Linked DNA regions of Mus musculus: region 1 is linked to region 2. A link is a loop called in an ENCODE intact Hi-C map of the cell type or tissue named here. Cell type or tissue: heart. All regions are shown on one strand. Links, peaks and the distances in the headings refer to the core of each region. The heading gives the core; the rest is flanking DNA.

The links. Peaks named below come from ENCODE experiments on the same cell type or tissue, not always from the same donor. Only the 100,000 strongest peaks of a DNase experiment are listed, where the experiment ranks them.
Region 1: a loop joins it to region 2, with 2.0 times the contacts of the local background. A loop is called at or near these places in 4 of 42 quality-filtered maps.

Annotation. Positions count from the first base shown.
Region 1 is chr6:112,832,375-112,847,388 of GRCm38, forward strand. The region is part of intron 1 of Srgap3 (SLIT-ROBO Rho GTPase activating protein 3); the gene reads right to left. Among named protein-coding and RNA genes, the nearest start is that of Srgap3, 110 kb to the right of the region's middle. In heart, for the core only: no CTCF peak of the experiment used is centred there; a DNase peak (open chromatin) is centred at 7,217.
Region 2 is chr6:112,939,174-112,954,187 of GRCm38, forward strand. It overlaps Srgap3 (SLIT-ROBO Rho GTPase activating protein 3), which reads right to left and starts at 8,093. Exons shown (of 22, transcript NM_080448.4): 1 at 7,257-8,093. The coding sequence starts at 7,323. In heart, for the core only: a CTCF peak has its summit at 8,141; DNase peaks (open chromatin) are centred at 7,488 and 8,138; H3K4me3 peaks cover 2,715 bases; H3K27ac peaks cover 1,284 bases; H3K27me3 peaks cover 838 bases.

The sequences.
Region 1 (15,014 bases), core at 2,239-10,238, 110 kb before region 2:
TTAATTGCAATGTTACTGAGCTTTGGTTTGCTCTACTTTGAAGAGAATGGTGTAATGTTATTCTAAAATGTTAATTTTTTAAAACATGGCAGAAATACATCCTCTGTTAGCTACTTCCACTTAGACAGAAACATTTTATATGTCAACTAAAACTGTACAACAGCAGAGCCTTTCGGGTTCATCCTGAGGGTAGGCAGCAGGAGGCCCACACTGCTGCTCTGTAGCCCTGGCAGGAGGGTCTCCTTCCAGCGAGGCCTGGAGGACCCACTGGCTCCACCACCATCCCCAGTGCACCATGGGACTCCTGGATTCACAGACTACCAGGACTGGCTTTGGATGATGGTTGTTACCATTCTTGCAAGCCCTATAGGAGGTCCCTACAAATGAAATCCAAGCTCTGAGTGTGGGCTCTCAGCACAAAACGGGTCCCTCAGGAGAGCAGCCCACAAAGCCTCTGAACATGAGGATCTCATGTGACACACAGGCACACATACAAACACACAGAAAAACACAAAGTTCACACACAGGACCACAGCACATGCCACATATTGGTTAGATAACCACACACTCTTCACCAACCTCACATCCCAGACACATTTAGGCAAAAGTCACATGGCTATGCATGCCATGCATGTGCACACACACATATACATACACACACGTGTCACATTTACATACATGCTCATACCACATGCATACATGTGGTAAACATACATGTACACACATATACCGCATGCATACACATACACATACCACATGTACACAATATTCACATGCCCCATATATACATACACATATACACGTGTATATGCTCACTATGCACACTTGGTGTGGCTCTCGCTATCAGGTTTTACACACATACACATAGACTGTACACACATGTACACACATACTCTTGCACACCATCAGTTTCTACAGAGGATGCACAGAGGCTTCATGTAACCTAAGCTCAGAGGCTTGGTGAAGGTCACATTATACTCTATGAACTGTCATCAGCCACACAGGCACGTGCATAGGCCTGTGTGTGTAAATGGGTGAAATGTCATTGCACACATCGCCACGACAATCTCTTTTGCATATTCCCCTACCAACATCCAGAACCTCCCCCGTCAGAATCATCTCGATGATGCTATCGTTTCATGGGCTCATGGTCTGCAGGTGCTACTCTTGTGTCAGCCACAGAGAATCCCTAGAAGGAGAATAACTGCTGGTATCCCCAGCTTCACCCCTGTAAGTGAGGGAGTGGTGGCCCAGAGGGCACCATCAGGCTATGGTCCTAAAAGCAAAGCCAAGCTAGGAATCAAACTCACGCCCCTCAGAAAGTGACAATACAGCTTTGGACACCACACACCACAATAGACTGGAATCCACTAAGAGCTCGGTGTTTTTCATGTTAAAACAAAACAAAGGGCAACCCGCTTCTAAGTCCTCCATCTTCCTCCCCAGCGTCCTCTGCATAACACGATGCCCCTTATTAGAAGGGCTGCAGGGCAGAGTCGGCTTGCCAGTGTTCTCATGTTTTAGCAGAAAAGCTCATAAATCATCCTGTAATGACAGGAGACAGTCTGGAAGGGGCAGAGACACCTCCCCCAATGCACACAGCCAGCTGAAGCCTCCAAATCGCTGCACACAGGGAACCTTCTGAGCCTAGCTAACTGGAAGTCAAGGTGTCTAGTAGTAATCAGAGGCCACCCTTCCATTCCCCCCTGCAGCCTGTCCCTGCTCAGGAACCCCCGGGGGAGTTGGTTCCCAGTCCCCTGAGTTCTGTGTCCCCCTCCACAGGGCTGCTAGGAGCTTTTCTTCTTGAAGATTTCAAAGAGGGAAAAAAATCAAATTAATTCAAAATGGAGCGGCTCCCCAGGCACAGCCTTGTGCAGTAGATGTCCCCCCACACCCGCTGAGGGAAGGTATCCAACCAAAGCATGGCACAGTGAGACAGAAAAACAAAGGGGGTGAGGCAGGGAGAGGGAGGGAGGGCTTGGGAAGTTGGGACCGGCTTTGACCTCAGACCCTCCCCTGACCACTCAGTACTGTCTTCTGGCTCTACACTCGGGGATATGGAGCTCAGAGAAGAGGCAAGACTAATCCTACAGCCCAGGTCTCAGGAAGCATTCACCTCCGGACTCTCCTGATACCTTCTCAGTAGCCCCCCCTGCTTACAGGGTAAAGACCCTATGTCTCTGGCATTCGGTGCCTAAGAATCCACAGACTCCCTACCTAGTCATGTTCCAGCTCACGCTGCAGGCCACAGTCTCACCAAAGCTGCCACCCACAGCAATAACCAGGCCCACGCACCATGTCATAGCCACAGCCTCCTAAGCACAAGAAGACCCACGGGATTAGGAATTCTAGTTTTTCTTTTTTTTTTTTTTTTTTTTTCCATTTTTATTAGGTATTTAGCTCATTTACATTTCCAATGCTATACCAAAAGTCCCCCTTACCCACCCACCCCCACTCCCCTACCCACCCACTCCCCCCCTTTGGCCCTGGCGTTCCCCTGTACCGGGGCACACAAAGTCTGCGTGTCCAATGGGCCTCTCTTTCCAGTGATGGCCGACTAGGCCATCTTTTGATACATATGCAGCTAGAGTCAAGAGCTCAGGGGTACTGGTTAGTTCATAATGTTGTTCCACCTATAGGGTTGAAGATCCCTTTAGCTCCTTGGGTACTTTCTCTAGCTCCTCCATTGGGAGCCCTGTGATCCATCCATTAGCTGACTGTGAGCATCCACTTCTGTGTTTGCTAGGCCCCGGCATAGTCTCACAAGAGACAGCTACATCTGGGTCCTTTCAGTAAAATCTTGCTAGTGTATGCAATGGTGTCAGCATTTGGAAGCTGATTATGGGGTGGATCCCTGGATATGGCAGTCTCTACATGGTCCATCCTTTCATCTCAGCTCCATACTTTGTTTCTGTAACTCCTTCCATGGGTGTTTTGTTCCCACTTCTAAGGAGGGGCATAGTGACAACACTGGAGTAAATTCAGGTTTACCCAAAGCCTGAACAGAAGGCACGGAGAGCGCCCTTCCCCCTCCCCCCAGCCCCTGCACCATTTCTCTTCTCAATGATATTTTTACTGGCCCACTATACTTGTTACCACAGAAGAACTAGTCCAGATACACTCTCGCTTTGAGCCCATATTTTACTTTGAGGTTCTCTCTTGGTGCTCTGCCTTCTGAAGGTTCAGACAAGGCTGTAATCGACAGGCTCACCATTATCGCTCCATGCAGCACAGTTTTGTGGCCCTCAGAGCCCCCTGTGGTTTGCCTAGTCATCACCCTTTCTGCCCCTCTTCCTGTGCCCATCCTGTCCTCTCAGCACCCCCTGTATGTTTTCCTGTCTTCTCCCCACCCCCCCCACCCCCGTCTAGAGCTGGACCCTTTCAGAGAGCAGCCCTCCTGAACAGCTCTGCCTCTCTGCAACACATTTACAATGTTCCCATATCATTTTGTAACTTGGCAGTTCAGTTCTTTTACCATAGAATGAGATTCCAATGTACAGGTTTCATTTATTTGCTTATCGACTGAAGGCCTCGTTGAGGGCTTCCTATTGTGGGCAACCATGAGATAGCCGTCACAAACATCTGAAGGAAAGGGTCTGAATAAACACACATCTTCAATTCATCTGGGCAAAATATCTTTTCAAAAAAAAAAAAAGCGATTCGTGATGGTGCACACCTTTAATCCTGGCACTGAGGATACAAAGACAGGCTTACCTCTATGAGTTTAAAGCCAGATTGACCTATGTAGCAAGTTGCAACCAACCAGGGCTACACAGTGAAACTCTGCCTCAAAACAAACAAAACGTAAACACCCAAAAACCAGAAAAAGAAAAAAAAAAAGATCATTTTTTTGAGATTTTTTTAGGTTTATAAGGAAAAAAAAGGGAATCTCACTTTTCTCACATTTTTTGAGTTAATTTCTTTCATCTATATGAGTGTTTTGCCTGCATTTATATATGTGTACCGCGTGCAGGCCTGCTGCCTGCCCACAGAGGTCAGAAGAAAGCAATGGACCCCTGGGAACTAGAGCTACAGGTGGTTGTGAGCCCCCATACGGTGCTGGCAGCAGAACCCGGGTCCTCTGCAAGAGCAGCAAGTGCTCTGAGCCACTGAGCCATCTCTAAAGCCCCAAAGGACTGTATCATTCTGTAGAAAAATAAAAGGCAAATTTATGAATGTTTAACCTGGTCATCTCCAGCTGGGTCGATGCTCAGTCCCATAAACCCTAGTACAAAAATACTGAGCCAGGCTGATGAGACGAGAGGGCTCAGCAGGCATAGGGGCTTGCCACCAAGCCTGACAGCCTGAGATCAATCCTTGGAACCTACGTGGTGACAGGAGAGAAGTAACCTGCAAGGTACTTACACACACACACACACACACACACACACACACACACACACACACAGCTGCTTAGATTTGCTTCATCCTAACCCTGAGCTGGGTGATAGAGGATGGAAGTTTTCCGTCAAGCAGAGCTGGCCCTGACTGAGTTAACGCTAGAAGCTTAGCTGTTGTGGCTGATATGGGGGAGGGTGGGCGTGTGATAGTGCTAGCTTTACTTACTTACTCTTGTTATTGGTTGAAATTTTCCATAAGAAAAAAAAGAAGAAAACAGTAGCCCTACCCAGAACTTGATGCTAAGCTGAGCTCTGGTGAACAGGTCTAGCAGGGGGAAGCCTGCCAGCTTGCCTGCAGGCCTCAGCCCCGAGCCTGCAGATACCCTCTTGAGTCATGAACGGGTACCAGAATACCACCTAAAAGGGTAGTTTAAAATGCACCTCCCAGCTCCCACCTGATCTCCCCTGCCAGCCTGGTCTTGAGAATGAAGGGGTCATCCTGAAACCCCTGGCACCAAAAGGCCTCTCATGGTTTGAACATCCCAAACAGCAAGATTGTGTGCCCTGTACCCAATCTCAGCTCCCCAGAGCTAGTCAGGATGGCAAGCTGGTGGGGGTCTCACCTCCGTGTGCATCTCTCCTGGTCGTCATGATAATGGCTGCTTGTATTATCACCCTGTTCTTGTGGATGAATGGACTAAGACTTGGGAGAAGAGATTTGGCCAGAACCAGAGCTCACAGGGATTAAGGGACAGATAGGATCAGGGTGTGTCCCCCAGGGGAGTCCTTACTGCTTTCCCTTCCAGAGACCATGCCTCGCTTCCTGTCTCCACCCTACACTCCACTGTCACTGAGGTATGCCTGGGCCTGTCCATCACAATGCATTCCGACTTTGAGGACAGGCCCTCTGGAGGTCCTGGGCTTTGTGGGACAGCAAAGCAGGCTTTGGCGATCACCTGTTCACTTAGTCAGCTTCGAGCTGGGACAGGTTTCCTTTGTGAAATGGAGATCATACAACCAGCACTGTATTGTTGCAAAAAAACCCAAAAAAACAACAAACACCTCAGAGAAGTCTCCTGGATCTTTGCTAGGCATCTGTTAGCACCACACCATCCAACTCAGTCGGCACTAGCTATGGGTGGCTATTGAAATTTTATGTTGTTTTTGCACATATGTATATATGATGTCTGTGTACATGTTCACACACATATGAGGTACATGTGAAAACCCAAGTGTGATGTATTCCTGGACTGTGGTCCACCTTATTTATTGAGTCAGGATGCCTCACTGCACCCAGAGCACCCCATTTCAGCCAGTATGCTCAGCTAACTTCCTCCAGGGATGCCCCTTCTCCACTTCCTGTGCAGTGAAGTGGTAGGCAGCTTGCTGGCTTTTACATCCCTTCTAGCAAGCTGCCTGAGCCTCATGTTTGCACAGCAAGCACTTTACCTGGTGGCTCATCCCCTAGCCCTAAATTTTGTTAAAATTCAGTCCATTCCTCCAGCACACGCATGTCTCCCGAGCTCTCAGACTCATGTGTGCCTTGCGGCAAGCACAGTGTAGACTATTTCATCACTAGGAGAGCAATCATTTAAGATTCAATAGAATTTACTCATTACACCCATTTCCCTGAATAGAAACAGAAGCCCAGAAAGGGCAGGACATACTGGCTCCTATGGCTCCCATGTGTGCACATGTGCTCTGACAGGAGCAGATAGTGGGTTCTGAAAACTCCTGGAAAAACAGGTTAAAGAAGACCCTCACTGCCCAGCCCAAAGCCAAGTATCCTACCAACCCCAGAGAAAATGGTGTGGCCAGTCAATTCATCTAGCCAATGTCACTGAAAATTACTTTTCCTTACCAGGGGTACACTATAAATCATGGGTGTCCAGTCACTGTAGAGGACAAGTAACTCTACCTGTCCCGCAGAGTTGTTGCCAGTAATAGATTAAAAATAACATGCCAGACACTTAGGAGGGGACTGTGTCCTGACATAGTAAAAAGGGGAGATGCTCAGAGGCTCTGGGGACAGCCAGCCTGGCTGGCTTCTAAATCTGCCTGTCAATGGTAAGAGTTGATACGTGCATAAAGCATTTCACACAGGATCTGGCACATAGTAGGGATGCAGTGAAGGAAACATCATGTGTACAATGAGCACCAAAGGCTCTGGTCACAAAGCTATTCCCCAGGGTCCCCTTCCATGTCAGTTGTCCACAGCCCCACAGGAGGGTTCTATGATCCCACGACTACCCCTTTCTCCAGCCTCCCTTACACAGAGATGCAGCTTTCCTTTGGCAGCCCCCTGACCATTCCCTCCAGCTCTGTGGCCTCCCTGGCAACCAAGGGCCTCAGCTGCAAGGTCCCAGGCAGCTGCTGAGGCAGTTACCCTGGCAACCTGGGCCCAGGCCCAGATGCATCTGCTTTGTCTTTGAGCAGCAGGGAGCAGCCCAAGAGACCAGGAGAGTACCCTCTCTGTGAGATGGTCTCTTCAGAATCTCTGTCCCTGTCCGGGCTAGCTGGTTCCTAGCACTTTGTATCATCTCCTCTCCCTCCTTCCTCTGAACAAGGATCTCTATCTTCCTTCATTAGTCTTTACCAAGCCAGGTAGGTTAACAGCACTGCCACTCTGACCATAGAAGAAGAGATAGCTATTGCACCATTTCATTGGTGAAAAAAACTGAGGTCTGAAAAAGAGCAAGGAATTTACAGGCTCTGCCAGGTACTGCAAGGGTTTAGCCAGGCTCCTAAGTCTTTGAAGGAAATCAGCTCCAAGATGAAGCTGTTTCTCTCTCTGGAATAAATGGGCCACTGGGTGCTACTGTAGCCAAAGCTGAGTCTGACGTTAAACTTGGCTGTACTCAGTCAGAGCTTGGCCTGGACACTGTCAAGTCCTGTGACCTCGAGCAAGCCAGTTCATCTCTGGCCTGTGGTTTTCCCATTTGCAAACTGGAGGGAATTAAAAGCAGGCATTTGTGGAGTTCAGTGTTTTCCATGAATCTATGCTACAGCCTTGGGAGACAGCTTTCCGTTTCAAGGAGGAGAAAGAGGCACAGGCATGAGGTGGCTTGCCTAGCTTCACCTGATACTTGAATCTTTGGGCTGCCTGTCTTATATCGTGTGCCAGAGATGCTTCCCAAATATCTGTCAGACATGCTACCCATCAGTCTGGTCTTACCTCCACCATTCCTTTAGAGAAGTAGATGATGTAGGCCTACAAACTACAGAGGCTTTGTTGAAACAAATCCCATCTACTTGCAGCTTTCTGAGGAGTGGGGTACACATAAGCTGGGAAGGCACTGAGTAATATAGTCCACACTACTGTTCCACTTCTCACCTCCACCCCAAAAGGAGGCATGCTCTGTGGGCTAGCATTATAAAATAATAACGGTTATTTTGTACTGATGATGAAGATCGGCCCCATGTAAAAGAAAGTGATATGGCCCTCATAGTCCCCCACACTCAAGAATTAGCATTTCATATAAATCTGTGGAGATAAGGAATAAGATATCCCCATTCCCTACATCCATTCAAGCAGGGAGATCCAGTTCTGCAGTTCCTGCAAGCAAGGAACAGTCAGCAAAAGAGACGCCATCAAAATCTGACGAGGTGGGAGAGAACGTTTCCCCTAACACCTGTGCTGTGTCCAAATAATAGCCAGTCCCTGTCAGATTTTCCTGACTTCCAGATATCCAATGAAATGTAAAGGACAGGCAGGGAGAAGCCAGGCCGCCTCCTGCCCAAGTCCCTGAGTTAAAGTGGCTGTGATCAATCTCAACAGGAGATTAATATTCAGAACTCTGATGCCCAGTGGTCCCTAAAGGATCAGATGCATTGAAATGAGAAAAAAATGAGATGTCGTTAACACTGAGAGCATCCAGCTGTGGCCTCGGATTCAGGATGCCTCACTTTGTGTGGGAAGCAGAGAGGGGACGGCCAGCCTGGAGGCTTCTGATCGGTCACAGACCTCACAGCTGTCATCAGGTGATTTCTCTAAGAAAGACTTGCCCTATACTCACTTAATTCATGGGTTGGTTGGTTGGTTGGTTTCATTTGTAGGAGGGGGGTTTCAAGATAGAGTGTCTCACTGTGTAGCTCTGTTTGTCCTAGAACTCACTGTGCAAATCAGGCAGGCCTTGAACTCACAGAGCTCCGCTTGCCTGTCTCCTGGGGTGAAAGGCGTGCATCACTACACCTGGTTTAATTCACGTTTTTAAATTGTCTCTCTTTTTTTGTTTGTTTGTTTGTTTTTTTGTTTGTTTGTTTGTTTGTTTGTTTCAAGACAGGGTTTGTCTGTGTAGCCCTGGCTGTCCTGGAACTCACTTTGTAGACCAAGCTGGCCTCGAACTCAGAAATCCGTCTGCCTCTGCCTCCCGAGTGCTGGGATTAAAGGCGTGCGCCACCACTGCCCGGCTTGAAATTGTCGCTCTTTCAACTTACTTTTCAGTACTAGGAATCGAACCTAGGAGTTCACAGATGCTGGGGGGGGGGGGGGGAGATATTCTACCTCTGAGTTGCATTTCCAGCTCGTTTTCATTTCTATGGGATGCTCTCTAGTATTTCCACTGGTAGAAAAGGGGGCGGCTATAAAAATAAATGCAGCAGATATAAGGCTAGTGAGTTCTCTAGGATTCTATAGCCCGAGACCTGCTTTCTTTTTTGATAGAAGAGGGTTGGCAAGGATGAGAAGTGTTGAAGACATGCTGGAAGCAAGCAGAGACTATTTTAGGTAATCAGAGAGACAGAGGACAATCTGAAAAGGGAAGACTGTCCCTTTGTGGGAGCCACTGGGGCCGCTGTGTCCCTGTGGACCGCCTAAGATCATCTTACAAAATGCCACCCTGGGTACCTGTCTGTCACCCCGGTTAACAGTGATTGGCTGCACCATTAGTTCACAACAGGGAAGGCAAACACACGCTCTCACTTGAGGCAGCACAAAGGCCTTGGTATACATGTGGTACAGTCTTTACTGGACAGAGGGAGAAGGCAATGCAGCCATGAAACAGACTCCTGGTGAGGCTTCAAACCAAGGGATGCCAGTTGCCAGCGAAAAGAGACAAGGAAGAGAGTCTCATCCTGAGCCTCTGATAGGAGCAAGCTCTGCTGACACTCAGATTTGCACTAGTGCGATAGATTTTGAGTTCCTGGCTTCCAGATCCAAAAGAAAATAAATGTGTGTTTTAAGTCAGCAGAACTGTAGCCACAGCAGCCTTGGAAACAAATACAATAGACATTGCACCATTCTGAGAACCTCTGTAAATAGTCAGCACACAGGAGACTAAGGAGAGTGGAGTAGACAGGACAACAGTAGCCACAGACAATTAAAAACATGAATGTACATAGTTGTTTCAATAGAACTTTATTTACAAAAATGGGCACCTAGTCAGATTTGGGTTGAGGGAGGAAGCATGTAAACTCATGTTCCATTTTCCGCTTTGTTTGTTTGCTTTTGTTTTGTTTTGTTTATAATTTCCTAAGTTTCTTCCCAACAGACATTATGCCTCTAACAGAAGGAGACGCATCAACTTTTGCAAACTATCAATGGGCCCTGGGAAAGGCACGGCTGAGCACTGTAGGGTGGTTGCCTCCTCTAGGGGTAAAATAGTGTACAATAGTGTGAGAGAACACAATCTGACAGCACAAGTTCAAATGTGCTTAATGTGCAGGGGCCTTCACTTACAAGGCTAGGAAGCCAAAGCAGAGTAGCTCCCCACTGCCTCCAGCCCGTGTGCATTCACCTGGCAGTTACAGGACGAAGGGTACCTTTCCTTGACCTTCTGATGAGGATGCCACTTGGAAGGCTATCCAGGCTCATGCTGGAGCCCAAATACTTTATGGATATTGTGGCCACTGTTCCCAGAGGCTTCCCATGGAATGGTTACAGCAGGCTGCATGATTTATGTTCCTGGAGGCCACATGAATTATGAGCCATGACCTCATTCTCTCGTTCTGGCATCTGTGCACTTTCGCACTTTCTTCCCTATTGGTTTTCAGAAAGGAAAGAAGGAGAAACAAAAAAGATCTGATTTCTTCTCTCTCTCTCTCTCTCTCTCTCTCTCTCTCTCTCTCTCTCTCTCTCTCTCTCTCCCTCTCCCTCTCCGTGTGTGTGTGTGTGTGTGTGTGTGTGTGTGTGTGTGTGTCTCACTGTCTGTCTCTGCCTGTGTTTGTATGTCTGTGAGTCCGTGTGGGGGTGTGTGTAGTGTGTATGTTGTGTTTTCCTTCTAGCACTGTAAAAGTCTGCGGTGATTCTCAAAGGGAACCCCAAATTCATTCCACAACAGGAATGCAGGTTAGATTCCTGAGGTGAGCACATGGCGCCTGATTATTATCACCTACAGTTCCCATAAATCAAGCTCATTCACCCATCATTGCCAAATCTGACTGCCCATCAGTGAACCCTCAAAATAAACTCTTCGGGGGACTCTCTCTGTCCCTGGGAGTAGACGGAGTGAAGTACGACGTAATAAAAGAACTCCAGCTAAGCACGTCCTCAAAGTCCAACTGAGCAACGTTGAGGCTAAGCCTTGGGAAACCATCACCAAACCATTCGAGCTGCCTAGCAGCTTGCTGATGGGTTAAAAGCCTCAGCGCTGAGACCGGAATAGCCATGGGTACCACAGTCTGGTAAGGCATGGCTTTCTGTTATTGTAACAAATATCCGAGGCAAATCGATTTAAAAAGAGGAAAGGTTGACTCCAGCACTGGATTCTAAGGTCTCAGTATATGACCACTTGGCCTGCAGCTTTGGGTCATCAGGGGCATACAGTGGTGGCAGGGGATGTGCCAGACAGGAAACTTCTCCAAACTACATGGCATTAAGAAGGAAAAAGAAAACCAGGAAAGTCCAGCGGCCTGATACCCTTGTCAGACACACACTTTCCTTTCATAAGTCCCGCTCCGTAAAGGTTCTACCACTTTCCAACAGTGCTGCAGGCTAGTGACCGACCAAGATTTTAACACATGGACCTTTAGGGGAACATACAAAACACATCTGACAGCAGACCCACTCATACTCAACCCATAAACTGGGCGTGGTGGCGCACGCCTTTAATCCCAGCACTCGGGAGGCAGAGGCAGGCAGATTTCTGAGTTCAAGGGCAGCCTGGTCTACAAAGCAAGTTCCAGGACAGCCAGGGCTACACAGAGAAACCCTGTCTCAAAAAAAGAAAGAAAGAAAGAGTTCCCTAAATAGCAAAAGATATACACATGGTTTAATCCTTTTGGCATGTTTATTATTGTTGTGCAGGACTAGAGTTTAAACCAGTGTCACCATTTCCCGGGTTTAGCTGGGCACACTTGCAAAAGATCATCCCAACGGGTTTGTTGACCATTGATGGTCTCTTGTGGGGGGGGAGGGCGGGGTTGTGAGACCCTCACCTGAGTATCCAGCCATTCCTCTCAACCAGTTATAAGCAATTTTGCCCTAGTTGCATATGGCCTCTGGGAGAGGCTAGAGCAGCCGTTCTCAATCTGTGGGTGGCAACCCCTTTTGAGGAGTCACCCCCAAAAGGGGGGGTCACAAATCAGATATCCTGCATATCAGATATTTACATTATGGTTCATAAAAGTAGCACAATTATAGTTATGGAGTAGCAACAAAATCATTTTATGGTCAGAGGTCAACAACATGAGGAAACGCATTCAAGGGTCACAACACTAGGAAGGGTGAGAACCTCTGAGTTAGAGTATTTAGGCTGAGAAGGACTAGGGAAAGGGTCTCCATCTACACAGCCATCGGGGAGTCATCCAGGCTGGGTGCAAACTTTCCAGTGAGACTGTTTTAAGGCCACCCATGTGCCTTCCCATTAGCCTTCACCCATTGCTCTGTAGGAAGCCCAACACATCCCCAGAGTAAACGCTGGTGGAATTCTACCTTGTTTGTTGTTGGGACCACTGAAGGAGGGGTCAACTTTGTTTATCTCTCCCAGTGAGTCATTTTAGCGGTGTTATTTCTTTATTAGAAGCCCCTCCATCTGGGGGTGTAGCTCAGCTGGTACACTGCCTGTCCAGCACCAGAGAAACCAAGTGTGGCAGTGCATACCTGTAATCCCAGGGCTTTGGGAGCCCAGCCGGGGATCAGGAGTTCAACATCAACCTCAACTACATAACAAATTTGAGGCCAGTGCAAGCCACCTGAGACCTCGTCTCTAAACAAACCAAAAGCATGGCGCCTTCAAAGAGTATAAAGTATGTTTGCCTGCTCAGCAACTGCAATTGTCAGCCAAGCTCAATCAACGAAGAAATGTGTATGGCTCCTCTCCTCCAGACATTTCTCCCAATGCTCTAGTGAATTAGAAGTCTCAGGCTGGAACCCAGTCATTCCCAGTGGCACTCGGGGTACGCACGTAACATCCCAACATAAATCCATTTGTCCTTTACACACATACGGAATTCTTTGCTAAGCTCATATTTCAGCTCTTAGGTCTTAAACTGAAGTGGAAAAAAACCCTCCCGAGTGTTAGCCCGCCACTTGGCAGCAGGGTGCAAAGGTCTCCGTGCTTCCTGCTTGGATAGCAACTCTTCATAAGACTTCGGGCACATGGCTTTACTGTTCTAGGTCAGTGGGCCAAGGGGTTGCTTTTCTGGCCCTCAAGATGTGGGCCTTAGATTCCATAGAAAGTGGAGAAGTCCATCCTGCCATTAAAAGCCTACTGTATGTTAGCCAAATGGACAGTACCTCCACATGCCTCTGTGCTGCATTTTGGCCTCAATCGGGTTAGATGCTCAGCAGCTTACCAGAATCACCTCCAGCTACGAAGCCTGCCACCAGCACTGAGCACGTGACCATTAGCTCCCACCTCCTGGGCCTCCTCCCTCTTCCCTGGCCTCCCCTCGTTTCTCCCCAGCACCAGTGTGGGTTGCCCGGTACAGTCTGCTCTAGCAAGAACACAGAGACAACAGATCCTAACTTCCTCTGTACTGCCTGTCCTGTCCTGTCCTGTCTGATTGTCTTACATTTGCCCTTCTGAATGAAGATACTGCTGGGGGCCGGCATTCATTGGGGAATGAATGGATGATATGCTACTGAAGACTTCGGAGTGTAAAAAGACTTCAGGGTAGGGAATATATAGTTAGCAAGGAATACAGCTAAGGCACAAAAGCTGGTGACACCCACTACTTGCTGTAGTCTGTTGGAAAGGTCAAGGGGCACAGAGTGAAACCCTGATCGTTATAGGGCTCTGAGCCTACCTTTCTCCCAGAAGGGTACCCAGTGCATAGACAAGCATCTGATATGAAGAAAGGTGATCCAGTTTGGGTCATACTAGCCTGGCTGTGATGGTACATGCCTGCCATCCCGGAACTCAGAAGGCAGAACAATCACAAGTTCTAAGCCAACCTGTGCAACTTAGAGAGACTCTGTATATGGAGGGAAGAGGATGGGAGGGCTGAAAGGAAGGGAGAGGGAAACGGGGAGGAAATAGTTCTTCTGTACCCTCACACTCACTCCCTGGCTGAGGGAAAGGCACCTCAATTCCCTAGGAGGCCTTTATACCCACAGGCTACTTCTTATAAAGTATCAAGTCTTTGCCAGCCCCTGATTATGTTGTTATAAGTTTCCCCACTACAAGGAAAATTAAACTTCCATTTGCAAGACAAAGCTTAAGTTCAGAGATAGCTTAGAAAGGACATACATACCTCACATTTGCTCTCCACCCACACAATCGCTAATCAGATATAAATATGCACAATTAATTAATCAGTTTAATTTAAGTAAAACGCCCAGGCCAGATGTGGAGGCACACACCTTTAATCCCAGGACTCCAGAGGCAGAGGCAAGCAGATCTCTGTGAGTTTGAGACCCGCCTGGTCTACACTGAGAATTGCAGGGACCCCAGTAAAACTCAGTCAAACACAACAACAAAACCACCTTTCTAGAGGCTGGACCCTACTGTCTGTCTGACTTCCTCTTCCAGAGAAGTCAAGAGCAAGACGGTGGGGTCAGGGTAGCCATCAGGAACTAGGGTGGAGAGTCATAAAGGCTAATGGCCAGTCCACGCCCAGGCCCATCTTCTGGAAAGTTCATATACATCACATCTTAAAAGCTGACCACAAACCCTACGGAGCTTATGGCTACACTCAGTGGGAAGTTCTATCATGACTTCCCCAAGGCCACTGGGCTCTGAAATTCTAAAATGCTATACTCAAACTGTGAGCTCGGTACTGGGTGAGCCCGGAACGACACGTCCCTATCCCTTTAAGTCTCAGCTACTTGGGTGGGTGAGGCAGATTCCCCGATTTCAGGGACAGTGTCAATTAGCCAGTTGAACCCTCACTGGGAAGATTCCAGGCAAAATGATTCATGCAAGAGGGAAGAGAAAAATAATAATGTGCTCTCAGTAAGAAGCATTCAGGCGCTTCCTCTGGCGCTGCGGGAACTGGCCACATTTGGGCCCAGGTGTTTCCACAAGGCCATCCAAGGGCCAGCCTCTGGAGATCTGTGATGGTTTGTGGAGAAAGGAATGCAGCCTCAGATGACATGAGTCCATCCAGAGGCCTCTGCACTGAGCAGTGGCCCAGACCCAGAGAACCCGTAACCCACTACACTAGGGTTATGCCTCCCATCCGGATGGATCTTTCAAAAACAAACCAAACCAATTGGAGGAGCTAGAGAAAGTACCCAAGGAGCTAAAGGGATCTGCAACCCTATAGGTGGAACAACATTATGAACTAACCAGT
Region 2 (15,014 bases), core at 4,092-12,091:
AGATTGGCCCAGATGTATCTCTGTCACCATCCAGCAAAACAGAGACATGACATAGAAACCAAGGGACAGAAGAAAGAAACGAGAGGGTACTCTGAGTTGTGGCCAAGGTTGACTTTTTCAGAGCTGCGGGAGTCATGGGCTCCCCAGTTTTTATCTGCACCGTTGTCACTGAGCACAGACCACAGAATTCCAGGGGCAGTACAAAATCCATTCAAGGCACCCGGAGCATCCCTTGCCGTCATACACACTGCACTGTCACACACAGACAAACACACCCACACACAGACTACAGGCAGCACGTGCTGATCAGGACACAGCTGCTTCCAAATTGCCATTTCAATCAGTAGCTGAGCACTCTGCAGTTGAAAATGCCAAAGCTCACGTGTTGCAAGTGACCACAAAGCACCGCGCTGACACTACTTAGCAGAGCCAGGCATGCATTTGTTTCCCTCGGCCCCTCTTCAGGCTGCCTCCTGGGAAAAGCACTGGAGGACACTGGGAATGGGGTAACAGACAACAAGAAGACTCGGATAATTCATGAGTTGTACAGGCTGACATGTTTCAAACCATGAACCAAGGAAGAATCTCCCAAACCAGTTAGGGAAAGAGGCTTTCAGGGAGGACAAAGTTTGGGGAGACCAACCAGACTCTGAAGCTCACCCCCAACACTGCCAAGGGTGTCAGGAGCCCTGAGGGGAAACAAGCCAATTTCCTCTGGTTTATCTTAGAATTTCCAAGACCTATTGGAACACACAACTATTTTCTTTCACCCAACAAGCCATGTTGCCCCCATCAGCATCTTATCTTCCCCTGCCAGTGGAAATTGGAAAGTGGATTCTTTTTTGAACCTAGCTTTGCCAGGGTTCCCTGAGGAGTCCGATGCAATTGATTTTATTTCTCTAAACTTCATCTCTTCAACTAGAGAACTGGTGGGTCTCTTGAAGAGGTAGAGGGGTCACAAAACAAGAGGAAGATGCAATTGCCTTCCTCCACAAACTAAAGCTATATAGACCAAAGCATGGCCAGTAACAGTACCTACCCAGTGGATGACTAAAGGAATTAATGGAAGAGAAAAAACCCTCAAGAAATGAACAATTGGATCCTTAGATCTATTGATGGGGCGGCTGGAAGGAAAGCCACACCCCATCAAGACTTAGGCAAGAACTACTAGCTCCCAACACATCCCTTACCAAATCTCTGCCAACAGACACTGGAGACAAAGCAGGAAGTGCAGCAAACCAAGAGGATTTCTTTGCCCAGTAAAGCACCTCCTCTCGATAGAACAGGAAGTATGATATTCTTGACCAAGTGTTTGTATCCTCCAAAACGCATATGTGAGCCCACCCCACCCACAATATAATGGTACTGAGAGATGAGGTATAGGCCTGTGGGTTGCTCTAGATGTTGCATACTTGATCTCTGTGAGCATGCTCTGAAGAAAAGCCAGATGAGCAGACAATAGGATGGAGCTGTCTACAAGTCAGGAAGCGGTCTCTCACCAGAAACTTAATTTGCTGGCACCTTGATCTTGGAATTTCCAGCCTCCTGAACTGGGAGAAAGTGGTAAAAGCCATGCAGCCCGTGCGTCTTGCTCCAGGCTAAGGGAGGTGGCACTTTTCAACCACTCTCAGCCCGAAGAAACACAGATGGCTCTGTGCTGTTTCGCCCTTGGGAGTTCATGGATGAGGGTCTGATCTCTAGATTTTGATGAAGAGTAGTCATGTTTAGGGTAGAGAGGCAGAGGGAAGGAACTGTTCGTTCTGCCAAGCATCATGTGAAGAGGAAAACCATCCGGGCAGCCTTTGAAGGGTAAATGGCGGTTGAACAAACAGATTGGAGAGACATTGGAAGGAGAGCAAAGGCATGGACAGGGAACAGTTGGTGGTAGAGGAGGTGTGTGGAGCATTTGGGCAGGGGGAAGAGGAGACTTCTACTATAGCGGTAAGGCAGCAGGTCTTTCTTAGAAAAAATGTCAAAGTTAAAGAAGGTGGCTGAGGCTCCACTCCCAGGATTTGTACAGACTTCAACGTAAAGGTCACGGGTTGTGAGCTGGTGGCCAAATGGGCTGCCTCGGCCCTATTTCACCCACGTGTTTGGTTAGAGAGGGTAGAATTTTTAAAAGTTGGGCCATCATTTAAACAACCAAGAGATTTTGTTTCAGTTCAGCCTTTCTCCCAACAGTGGGAGAATTGCCCGCCCAGGGCTCACATCCCAGCCAGGCAATGACAGCACTTGTGCCTCTAAAGCTGCCCTGTTGGCCACAGCCCCCACCACTCCAGACAGTTCTCCTCATCCAGCATGCTTCCCTTCTTTTATCCTGTTGAAATGCTTGGAGAACCTAAGGAGGCTCTCCACGGCACATGGAAGAAGCCCTCTGCAAGACTTGAGCTCATTCTGACAGTTGCAAAGTTGTATTGTGGGTTTTCTTAATCTCTTTTTTATGTGACTGTCATTTTCTAAGGGAGGTCTTAGAAGGTAAATAAGGTATCCTATACTTTTTTATCTCTCACGAAACGCCACACAAGGCTTGAGGACAAGGTCGATGCCGATGTTGGTTGAATGAGTATGTGAACAACCGAGTAATGTATATTTCTGAATGCTTATTCTCCATACCTGCATGCTAATTCTTCTTTCCCCCATTGTGATGGTTTGTATATGCTTGGGCCAGGGAGTGGCACTATTAGGTGTGGCCTTGTTGGAGTAGGTGTGTCACTGTGGGCGTGGGCTTTGAGAACGTTACCCTAGTTGTCTAGAAGTCAATCTTCTACTAACAGCCTTCAGATGAAGATGTAGAACTCTCAGCTCTGCCTGCACCATGCCTGGCTGGATGCTGCCATGCTTTTGCCTTGATGATAATGGACTGAACCTCTGAACCTGTAAGCCAGCCCCAATTAAATGTTGTCCTTTATAAGACTTGCCTTGGTCATGGTGTCTGTTCACAGCAGTAAAACTTCGACTAAGACACCCATTTTTTGTTTTTGTTTTTTTCACTTTTACTATTAAAAAGTTGGTCTGCGATAAATATGAATGTTCCTAAAGTCAATCACCACACTCCTGTTTCAATTCTCTGTTGGGCTGAAATGGAAACAGGAACACGGTGAATGAACGTGACCATTATGTCCGGCAGCGAGAGCACTTAGAGCTCAGAGAACTCAGCAGATAAGATCCCCAAATGCTATCAGTGATCTCCGAGGGTACTGTGGAGGACAGTGGGGATGCCAAGAAACTGGAGACTGGCAAATGTTCTGATTTTCAAAATGGGAATGGGTGACAGCCTGCCAGTTTCTGGCTAGAGACTGTCATGTCACTCTCAAGCAAGGTTCTTGAACAGATTGTAAAGGGACACTTAGGAGCACCTAAGATAGGAAGTGATGTCTGTTTGGAGCCCGTGTCAGGGAACTGAGAATGAGCCAGCTCAAATCCATCCCGACCCCTAGCCTGGGAGATCAGAGATGCACAGCGGACATGCGTGGCATAAGCAGTGAACAGAGCCAAGGGCTAAGGTAACTCCTGGGGTATACGGGTAGAAGTATTATAGGCAGCATAAAAGGGGGACAGCTGTTATTTTTCTTCCACCATATTGACAAAGTATGGAGAGTGAAATCTTTGGGGCATCCTTTTGGAAAACCTCTTTAAAAACACGAAGCTCCCTTGCAAGTTTCTGGCACCTGCGGGAAGATTGAAAACGTGGCCAGGCTTAGAAGTGGCAACAAATACTTGCACTCAGGTATGACTGTGCATTTGGACAGGATGTGTGCCCTCAGGTCTATCATAACTGTCACTACCCCTTCTACTGCTGTCAGTAAGGTGTACCATCTGCCACGAATCATCTTCCTTCTATCCTACAAACACCCAACACACTGGGATTTGCAATCCAGGAAGTGGCAGGGCTAAGGTGAAGGAAGGACTGGGCTGTAGCTTCACTGGTTGGTAGAGTGGATCACTTACCATGCAGGAAGCCCTGGGTTCAATCCCCAGCATGGTTTTGCTGTAAACCCAGTACTCAGGAGGTGGGTGCAGGCAAGAGGGTCAGGAGTTCAAATTCACCCTTGGCAAGGCAGTACAAGGCTATCCTGGGCTCCGTGAGACCCTCACACATACAGCTCCCAAATACACAAGTGAAACAATGAAGATAGCAAACAGTGGTGGCTCTTGTTACCGACGCAACTAAGGTGAAGTACAGTCAGGGGCACAACGGGAGGCTCCCAACCCCCAAGGAGTGGGCAGTCACAGAGACGTGTCTGTCCTATTCTAAGAAGTCTCCAAGAAGAAAAACCTATAGAACCATTAGGTGATACCGTCTAAGAAAAAAAAAAATCCATGAGCCACAGCTAGTGAAACATAGTCTGTTAGCCAAGAGGATGCTGAGGCTTCCATCCCTGGAGCACAGGTAGACAGTCAGATGCAGGGATCTAGGAGGCAGGAGAAGGCTTGACTGTAAGCATGTCTACAGTGGAAATGCTATTCGAAAGTATCCATCCTTTGTTAAGTCAGGTAAACTCAACATCATTTCAAAAAAATCAGAAGTTTCCCTCTATGAGATCTGTCTGATGAAGTAGACTGTTTGCACCAACCTGGCCAAACGCCAGGAAGATGGTAACTGGCACAAAGCATTATTTTTGCTCATGGATCAAACATTCCTCAGAGACAAGCCACAAAGGCCGAGGGAAGAAAGTAAGAAAGGAACAATGGGACGCCATCAAGAGGCCACCAGAGCCCGGCACAACACTGCCATCTGCTACTGACATCAATCCTTCAAGGGGCTGTGTCAGCCAGACAATGTACCGGGGACACCAGGCCTGGGAAGATACCGGCCTTGCGACCTTGGGTAAGTCATTGAACACTGCCAGGCCTCAGTTCCTTATCTCTGAACCTGGGCTCATAGTAAGCCTTTTGTACACCATGTGGGCCAAGAACAGAGTCCCAGAAACAGGAGGTGCCTGGATACATCAATCCTTACCAGAGTAATTAACAGGCAAGGCTGTGGATGGAAGCCAGGGCCTGGAGCACGCCAGGCAAGTGCTCTACCACTGAGCTACATGCCAGGCCAGGCCAACAAATAACACTTTGGGAGGAGAGATTTCAAAGGGCCTTGGGTGCAACAGTCCTGTGATCTCCTTTATGGATGCCTACTGCAAGTGAAAATAAATAAATAAATAAACAAACAAACAAACAAACAAACTCAACCAGAGTGTAAAGACATCCAGAAGCTAGAAGAGACCAAATCTTTTGGGCGAATTTCCTGAAGAAATAAATCCCTTGCCATTGCCGCCTTGTACGTGCTAGTCAGTCGTTAAGTTAAAGGTGAGAGATGAAAGGAAAAGTGATGCTTTGTGGGGCCTAAGGGAAGGTTGGCTGCCTGGTGCAAGCCTTTTAAAGAGGAGATAAGCAGAGTTCTTACCAAGACACACACACTGTCCCAATATCTCATTCTCTTGTCTGTCAGAACATTTTTTTATGGGAATATCAATTTTTTTAAAGTAGTCAAGATAATCTCAACACACACACACATACAAACACATATGTAATATGTGTTATATATATATATATATGTTTTGAGAATATGTGTGTGTGTGTGTGTGTGTGTGTGTGTGTGTGTGTAAATTCACTCCCTAAAAAGTAAATATACAAAATTGAAAATTGGTTTTTGTTCTGACCGGCAGGATGAATCCCAGTCTCTGACAGCTAAAGGGCTTGTTTCTCAATTGACAGCAAGGCTGATACATTTAAGTCACTGTTTCTGACACTGAGCTGAAAACTAAGGAGGAGGCCCAGGGAATAGGAGAGATCTCTCTTCTTTAATCCCTGGGATCTACCCAGGGACGGTTAACATCCTGGCTGGGCCCACAACCAAAGACAAGGAAAACACAAAGCCCCTACCCCCACCCCATGCCTGTTCTCCAAAGCTTCCCCCCCCCAAATCAGAAGGTTGAAAGCAACACAGACAGGACAGACAGACAGCCTGAGGCTACTGATTTCCTGCGGTGTGGAGCCCTCAGGCAGCACAGAAACAGGCGTGGCATCCTCTGGTCACCAGAACCTCAAAGCAGCACCCTGCTCAACAGCCTCCAAACCAGGCCTCTCCACACCCACTGAAGATGCAGTGTGCCCACTCCGTGTGAGACCACAACACGCCCTGCGTCGCAGCAAGGAGAACCAAGGACTGGAAAGAAAATGGGTGCTCAGAGCCCCAGCTGCTTCTCTCCCCCACAGGCTCCGCAAAGGAGAAGCAGGGCAGGGAACCTTCAGCTCTCCTTGCTGAAGCTGTGCTTAGACAGCCCGAGGGTGCAGGAAGCCCACCGTCTGGCTCGAGGGCAGAGGCTGCTTGCCTTCTTTTAGCTGTGCAACTGGGGCCCTTCTCTTCCTCTCAGCTAGCAAGGATTTAGGGAGCAGCTTCTGCAAGAAGTATGGGTTCTATGCTACCAAAGCTGGAACCAGCACCCAAAGGGCATCTCACTCTCCTAGCAGGCAGACTTTCCCAGAACCACGGGAGCCAAGCGGCACCTACCAGTCCAAATCGTACACTGAGGTGTTGGCTTTTAACCAAAGCTGATGACCCGAAACACCGGTGTACAGAAGGACCAGGCTGCACGCTGGAAGATAATACATTTTCGGCACAGAACTCTCTCTTTATGCTTAAATGCCTGCATTAGTCTGGATCAATATGTCCCATAACAGTTAATCCATGGCAACTCAGACCAGGCAAGAAATGCTGACAAAGAAGGGCTACTTAAGGATGCGATGCACCCCCCCCACCCCCCCACCCCACCCCCACCCCCCGCAGCCCATACTCATGCATTTGAATTTCAGCCCAGAGAAGGCAGCAGAGGCAAAAACAACCACCCACAAAAGCCAAAAGAAGGGATGGGGAGAGCAGATCAAAAAATATATACATAAATAGCAAAGGGCTTTCTCGATGGGAGTGAGGGGGAGGAGGCCTTGACTGTCAAAATGGCCTTAGAGTGACATATCACTGCCAAGATGATGGAGTACCGGCGACACTCCTAAAGTCCCTTCCTCACACACCTGCAATGCAGAGATTTCTGCCCTTTCTGTAATTCACGCTCCCAGCCCAGGCACTATCTGCAGTGGGAGCCAGTCTGGACTTGTGCAGCCAGCACCCGGTCCTTCCTCCTTACAATAAGATTATTGCTGCATAGCAACTTCTCAAGAAGGCAGGGAGGCGAAGGAAGAGACAGCAGAGGGAGAGACAAGGGGACGGAGAGAAGGCAAAGTCCCTCGGCCCCACCACTCACCTTTTATTTGGGCTTCATATTCAGCAATGATCTCTTTGTCTTTCTTGAACTTAGTTTGAGATGACATCTTCCGACGTGGCAAAGAGAACTGACAGGCTGTTTGATCTATTTCTCCTTCTCTCTCCAAGTCCTCTCCCAAGCCTGGGTAATCACACAGCAATGGTCGATTTCACAGGTTTCAAGGGCTAATCTCTTTTACTTGGCTACAGAGCCCCGGGGTTGAAATCCTTCTTCTGGGAGGAAAATGCTCTCTGCTGGCAGGGAAATGGCTCTAGTGGCTTGCTCTGGTCAGCTCCTCTTGCAAAAGAAGTCACCCTGGGAGTACCATAACCTGCCCCAGATTTCCAGGATTTTTCTTCCAAAATAATAATAATAGCAGCCAAGAGCACACACAAACACACACACACACGTACACACACACACACAAACACATTCACGAGTGCACACACACGCTCACCCAGACACGCTTCCACGCAATTGTGCTGTGCACACACCCATCCACACCACAAGCGCGCGCATACACACACGCGCGCACACACACACACACACGCATACACACACACACCCTCACTCACACACACACACCCGCTTGCTCACTCATACACACACATCCACAAGAGGCGCGGCGCCTCCTGGGTCGTGTGGCCAGTCTCCGGTTCGCTTTGGAAGGCTCTGCTAAGGAAATGGTCAGGTTGCCAAAGGACCGGTCATCTCTCATCCTCCCTCCGGTCGATCGGCGCCTCGGGTCTGCTGGACGGTGAGGATCAAAACCAGGAGAGGGAGGTGGAAGTTTTCCCGGCTGTAGCGTTTTAGCTCCGCTGGACCCAGGGCTGGACTGCTCACCCTGCAGGGCTGGCTGAGCTCTCCCCCACCGCCCTCGTCACTAGACTCCGCCTCCCGGATTTTATAACAACTGACACATTGTAGCCTACAGGAGAGCTGAACTAGCTGCAAGCAAAAAGGGGAAGAAACGCTCACAAAAGGGAAGGCGGCAGGAGGGGGAAATCAGGTTGGGAAGGCCTGGGAGGCTCCTGCAAACTCGAGCTAGTAGTAGTTAGGCTGGAGATTTTCTAACAAACACAGAAAGATTCTTTTCTTTGCGTCGTGCTCAAACTAGCAACTATATGACGAGTTGTCACTCTGCCTGAGACTCTGGCAGAGTCTGATGCATGCAGGAGAGGCCACTATTTTTGAAAGAATTACTTGATAACAGGGACAGTGCCAGAGGTTTCAGCTTTGCAGAGAGATCTGGCAGACAGGGCTGCCTTCAGGCTCAGAGAAGGTGGGACAGCGCCATTCTGACTCCCTCGTCTTAGTTCCTTTACCAGTAAAATAAGCTCTCTTTGGAGACTCTTTAATGGACAATTTCAACAAATACATACAAAAAGCTTACTAAAGGGCCCACTGGCGTTATAAAGGCAAGAAGCACCATATGACAGTACAACAGAATTTAACTACACGCTGAATGATAGAATGGGTAAAAATGACAAGTGCTAAGAATTGAAAATATTACAGAGCGGGGGGATTCAAATGTAAAGAGCTTTTGGGAGATGGAGTATGAACAGAAACAGTTTGGCTCAGTACCTAGGTACACAGTAAGCTCCCTATAAATAGTAGCAACTATGGTAACCCCAGCATCCTAGGGGCTACATTATATATAAGTGGAAAATGACTTACCAGGGTGCCAGCATTCCAACCCAGACAACAAAACCCACCAGTAGTAAAGACTCAGTAGGAGTCTCCAGCATTTCATTAGAGAGTCCTAATTTCATTGGCATTTCAAATAGTTCAGTGTGGTAGGTCAAACTGGCATCAAGTACCATAGGATGCCTGATAATAAACTGTCATGAGAGTGTCTTGTCCCCCAAGAGTTCACTGAAAGAGACTTCCATAACTTTCTCAAACTAGGTACCACCTTCCACTTGTCCTTCTGGAATGGCCCAACATGTGATTTGGCTTGGGTTTAGAAATGAACAGGTTATCCGTACCAGCCTCTAAGGGCTCCCCAAGAGAGTATGCAGCTAGAACGGGTCTGGAGAGGTAGGTAAAGTGAGACAGGGTCCTCCCGCCTAGTGATCAGTGGGTGAGCACCAAGGGCTCAGTTGGGGAATGCACAGCAGCTGCCTGAGCAGTTCACCTGGTGAATCATAGGCTTATTATAGCTCTGGACACAGAAAGAGGAGGTTACAGAGTTCATAAGCAGATGCCACAGCCCACATCCTCCTGCCTCACCCTTCCCAGGGACATGTAGGCCCTCTGCTATGCAGAAGCCACAAGTGTCATTAGAGGAAGATATGCTCAGAGATTAACCTGCCTTAAGCCTAGATCCTCAGAGAAAAGTGGAGTTAGTGTCCTATGCCCTGGAATGTGAATATGCAGCTAACCAGATTCCTTCCTGTCTCTTCTAGGAGCCTGGAGCCAGGTGACTCTGACTGCTCTCTGTGGCCGCTGGGAGCAGGAACCCAGGAAACGGCCATTCTAGCCATGAGGAGAATTTTTAAACCACACATGCATGTCAGAGACGCATACAGCGCGCTGAGCCATGGGAATGTCCCAAGAAGCCATGAGACAATAAAGCGAGATGTGTCAGAGAATGCCTGTTGAACAGCAAGGGCTGGGTTTCTTTCTCAGAAGAAAGATGATTTAGAGTCTGGCCCAGCCACATCCCAGCTGTGTGGCCTCCATGTCGTCTCAGAACTTCAGTGTTCTCGCCTATCAAATGACAGTTCCACGGAGACCCCACCAAGGGGCCAAGCATCAGAGCTGTGGCGTTCACAGACACTGGGGACAAAAGCAGGTCAAAAAGGAAGAAGAAAAGAGGGGAGAGAAGGGAAGACTCGGACAGCCACAAAGTTGTCACCAATGGAGGAACCTATATTGTCTCAAATCCTCTGTTCCTGGGAAGAGGTCAGCAGCCTAGGCAGGGCCCCTGCACTGTGGCCTCATCTTGTCCCTTCCAACCTTCCCCACAGCTCACTGAGGTCTGGGTCACTCAGACTGACTCAGACTGTCTCCCTTCTGCAACAACCCCCTCCAAATGGCCATTGTTCTTTGTTGAATGAAACCAATTGCTATTGCTAATGTTTACTCTTCACAGGGCAGTAACAGAAAGAAGACCCCCCCTCCCCATAAATTTGTAACTGAAAAGGGGCAAAACCATGTGACTTGATCTGTGCGTTCCCCCCCCCCCCAACCAAGAATTAGAACAGTCATGGAAATATGCTCTTTCACCCAGGCCTGTTTCCTGAAGGACTTTAGATATTCCTGAATTGTACTGAGGTTTTATTCTACTTCGTTTTGTTTTGTTTTGTTTTGTTTTGTTTTGTTTTGTTTTGTTTTGTGTCCGTGTTTGCCTGCGTGTGTGTGTGTGTGTGTGTGTGTGTGTGTGTGTGTGTGTGTGTGTGTGTGTGGTACATACCTGCTGCCCAAGAAAGCCAAAAGAGGGGTCAATTCCCTGAACCAGAGTTGTGAGCTACCATGTACCAGGAACCTAACCTGGGTTCTCTACAAGAGCAGCCAACATTCGTAATCACTGTGCTATCTCTTCGGCCCCCAAAGTTACTTTTTAAAAACGATTTCTTTATTTCTTTATTTTGTGTGCATTGGTATTTTTGCCTACATATAGGTCTGTGTGAGGGTGTCAGATTTCCTGAAACTGGAGTTATAGAGAGTTTTGAGTGGCCATGTGGGTGTGAACTTCAACCCCACCCAGGTCCTCTGGAAGAGCAGCCAGGGCTCTTAACCACTCAGCCATCTCACCAGCCCCTAAATTTTTACTTTTTTATTAAGGCCTCCCTGTGTATAGATGACAGCCCAAATACTCCATATAGATCTCATAGATATAGGTAGGTCCTTGCTATACCTCATTAGGTCTGGTGCTGTAAAAAAAATCTTTATTTTCAAATTGGGGAAGCAGAGACACAGAGCAGAGAGCAATTTGCTCGGGGCCAAGGCACTATCTAGTAACCACACCCACTCTGGAACTCATTGAAATGCAGATCTGACCAAGATCAAGACCCAAGAAACTAACCAAAGGAGGAATTGTAAGCATAGTAATGGCTCTCAAGTCTTTACATAGCTTTTCATTCCATGGTTATGTTCGTCTTAATAGCTTCAAGTGAAAGTTTTCCATTAAACAAACTAGAGGTTAAAAATATATAAGGAAAACATCACAAATGACCATTGGTGTGACTTAAATTACAATTGCAGCAGAATAATACAAAACTCACCCGACCGGTTTCTTTTCCTGGTAGAAAAAAAAGAAGAAGAAAAAAAAAAGTGGGATGGGGGAGGGTAGTGCTGTGTTTGAAGGAAGAGTAGCCAGAGTCGGTTTTGGTTTAAGGCAATTTTACTTTTCTGGTCAACTAGAAACACTCCCTGCCTCCAGCTCAGGATGACTAATTTTGTGACATTTTTCCACACTGCCACCAGCTAATGCATCCACCGTCAGTTCAAAGAAGAAGTCTGGCCTTCTAACTTGGTTTTGAAAAATGGATGTAATATAACTAAGTCAGCCAGTTGCTACTAATGGAACTGTGGGTGTGACTCGGTGGTAAAGTGCTTTGCCTAGCTAGCACTCGCAGGCCCTGGGTTCAGTCCCCATGACCTTGCCCTATGGGCAGCACTACCTGGACCAAATGGGCTATATTAAGGAGGAGAAAGAAGAAGACAAAAAGAAAGGAAGGGGAAAGGTATGAAGTTGGGAGGTAGATGAGTCGTGGGAAGAAATGAGGGGGTAGACATGCACATATGTCATTATACAAATGCATGAAATTCTCAGAAATAAAGAAAAAATGTAAACGCAACAAGCAAAGTCCAGAGAATTCCCCCTTTACCATGCCTATCACAAGCCAGAGACTGAGTCCTCCAGCATGCAAAAACATAGGAATTTTAGGGCTAGAGAGATGGCTTGTGGCTCATAGAGAGCACTTGGCAGCTCTTCCAGAGAATTCAAATTTGGTTTTCTGCACCACTTCAGGGACTCACCCCTGTCTCTAATTCCAGTTTTAGGGGATTTAACCCCCTCTTCTGGCCTCCCTGGGCACTGCACGTGCATAGTCTAGAAACATATTTGCAGGTAAAACACCATACAAATAAAATAAAAACATACAAATCCTCCAATATACAATACTAATATACATATAGCAAATGTTCTTAGCAGCACTACTAAGGCTCATTAAATGTCTTATGGTTACATTGCTGTGGAGAGATACCGTGACCAAGGCACCTCTTATAAAAGACAGCATTTAATTGGAGCTTGCTTACAGTTTCAGAGGTTTAGTCCACTGTCATCATGGCAGGAAGCATGGCAGTATGACAGCAGACATGGTGCTGGAGGAGCCAAAAGTTCTACATCTTAATCTGCAGGCAACAAGGAAAGACTGTCCCAAGGGGCATGGCTTGAGCATATATAAGACCTCAAAGCCTGTCCCCCGTCACACACTTCTTCCAACAAGGCCATACACTCACTATGGACCTATGGGGGCCAATTACATTCAAACTACCACATTATAAACAGGTGAGTGAATTAACAGAATATCAGTATATTTGAATAGCATTTTTCTGTTTTCATATATTCATACATAAAGTTAAGTTTTGATATGTGGCTTAGTAGAATTAATTTTTTAATTAATTTATTTTATTTATATGAGCACACTGTATCTGTTTTCAGACACACCAGAAGAGGGCATAAGATCCTATTACAGAAGGTTGTGAGCCACCATGTGGTTGCTGGGAATTGAACTCAGGACCTTTGGGGGAACAGCCAGTGCTCTTAACCTCTGAGCCATCTCTCCAGCTCCAATAGAATGAATCTGTTGTTTGTTTGTTTGTTTGTTTGTTTGTTTTTGTTTTTGAGACAGGGTTTCTCTGTGTAGCCCTGGCTGTCCTGAAACTTGCTCTGTAGACCAGGCTGGCTTCGAACTCAGAAATCCGCCTGCCTCTGCCTCCCGAGTGCTGGGATTAAAGGCATACGCCACCACTGCTCAGCAGAATAAATCTTAAAAGCATGGTGCTAAGTGAAAGAAGACAGACACAAAATGTCACATTATCAAAGATTTTTTTATATGAAATATTGGAGATTTGGAGTCTCTTTGGTGGTGACACATTTGGGAAGTAAACATAGGTGATAGTTACCACTCTATAAATGTGCTAAATGTCCTTTGATTTCATACTTCAATGTGCCTATCTTTTTATTTTTATTTTATTTCATGTATGTGGTTGTTTTGCCTACATGAATGACTATGTACTGTGTGTGCCTACTATCCATGGAGATCATAATAATATGTCAGATCCCTTAGAACTGGAGTTACAGTCAGTGATGAGCCGCCATGGAGGTGGTAGGAATTGGAGTCAGGTCTTCTGCAGGAGCAGCCAGTGTTCTAACCTCAGAGCCAGCCCTCCAGCCTTTGTGGGAATTTTCTATATTATGAATGTCTCTGTAATAAATAAATCAATTCTTCAAGCCTATGAGTGTAGAGAGCCGTGCCACAAGCAATCGCCATTATAAGATGGTGCTGGCTTCCCCTGTGCCTAACTAGTAAACAAGCCTTGTGCACAAGTGCGAGAGTGAACTCACGCATAGTCACTGCCCATCTCGGGGCATAGTAATGAGGTGATGGGTGAGCAACAAATCAGGAGCTGACATGCCACATCAGGTGCTGAAACACCACGCTGAGGGCTATATAAGCAGCACCATTTTCCGGGGTCTGGGTCTTCCCTCCTTAAGAAGCAATAAAGCTTGCCGCAGAAGAATCCGGTTGTCCGAGTGTGTTCTTGCCTGCGAGAACGATAGCTCGGGACATATGAGAAGAACACCAAGAGCCTGGATAGAAGTCAGTGAAGTCTGTGATTGACAGGCAACAGAAAGGGAGCTGCATATGAATATTACACACTCCACTCATGATCAGCATCTATCAGGTATGGCTAGATCCAGGCAACAGGACACTGTGTCTTTCTCTAATTCTCCGTCTTGCCTTCCTGTAGGGTAGCAGGCTCTCCCCCATAAAATGGTAAAAGAGACCCCAGCGGCTCTAAGTTCTCTCAGCCTGTCAATCCCAGCAATAAAGACTTTTCCCCAGAAATTCCTATAAATATTCTGGGAATGGTCAACTAGCATAGGCTAGCCCAGAACCATGGATATCATGGATAAGGGGTAGGAACATAGTAAGCCTGCCCTGAGGCTATGTTCCAAATGATCAACTTGGCCCCAGAGGTAGAATGAGTTCCCAAAAGAGGATCGAGGTGCCATTCCAGAAGGAAAAGGATGCACAAAAATCAACATCTTGTCTGCTAAGAACCACTTAGCAGGAATAAGATCCACTTAGAATGGGACATGCAGGACAGACATGTAACAGAAGTGCCACACATGGCATAACATCATCTGGAACCTTCTCATCCAAAGCCACAACTTGAACCAGGCCTGACTGCTCCCAGGAGACTGGGGAAAGGAAGGTACAGACATTCCAAAGCTAATACAGGAGAGAGTCAGGCAGGAATTCAGGACATCTGACCCGACATCAGTATCCTGTCTCTACACACGCACACGCACACGCACATGCACACACACACTAAGTAGCTGCTGAAAGACACCTGCAGCCTGAGGCTAAGGATGTGGCTCTATTGGTAGAGTGCTTGCCTCTCTGCCTAAAGCCCCAAGTTCCATCTCTAGCACTGCATAAACCAGAAGTGGTGGCACATGCCACTAATTCTATCGCTCAGGACACAGATGGAAGAGAAGGGGAAGTCAAGGTTATCCTC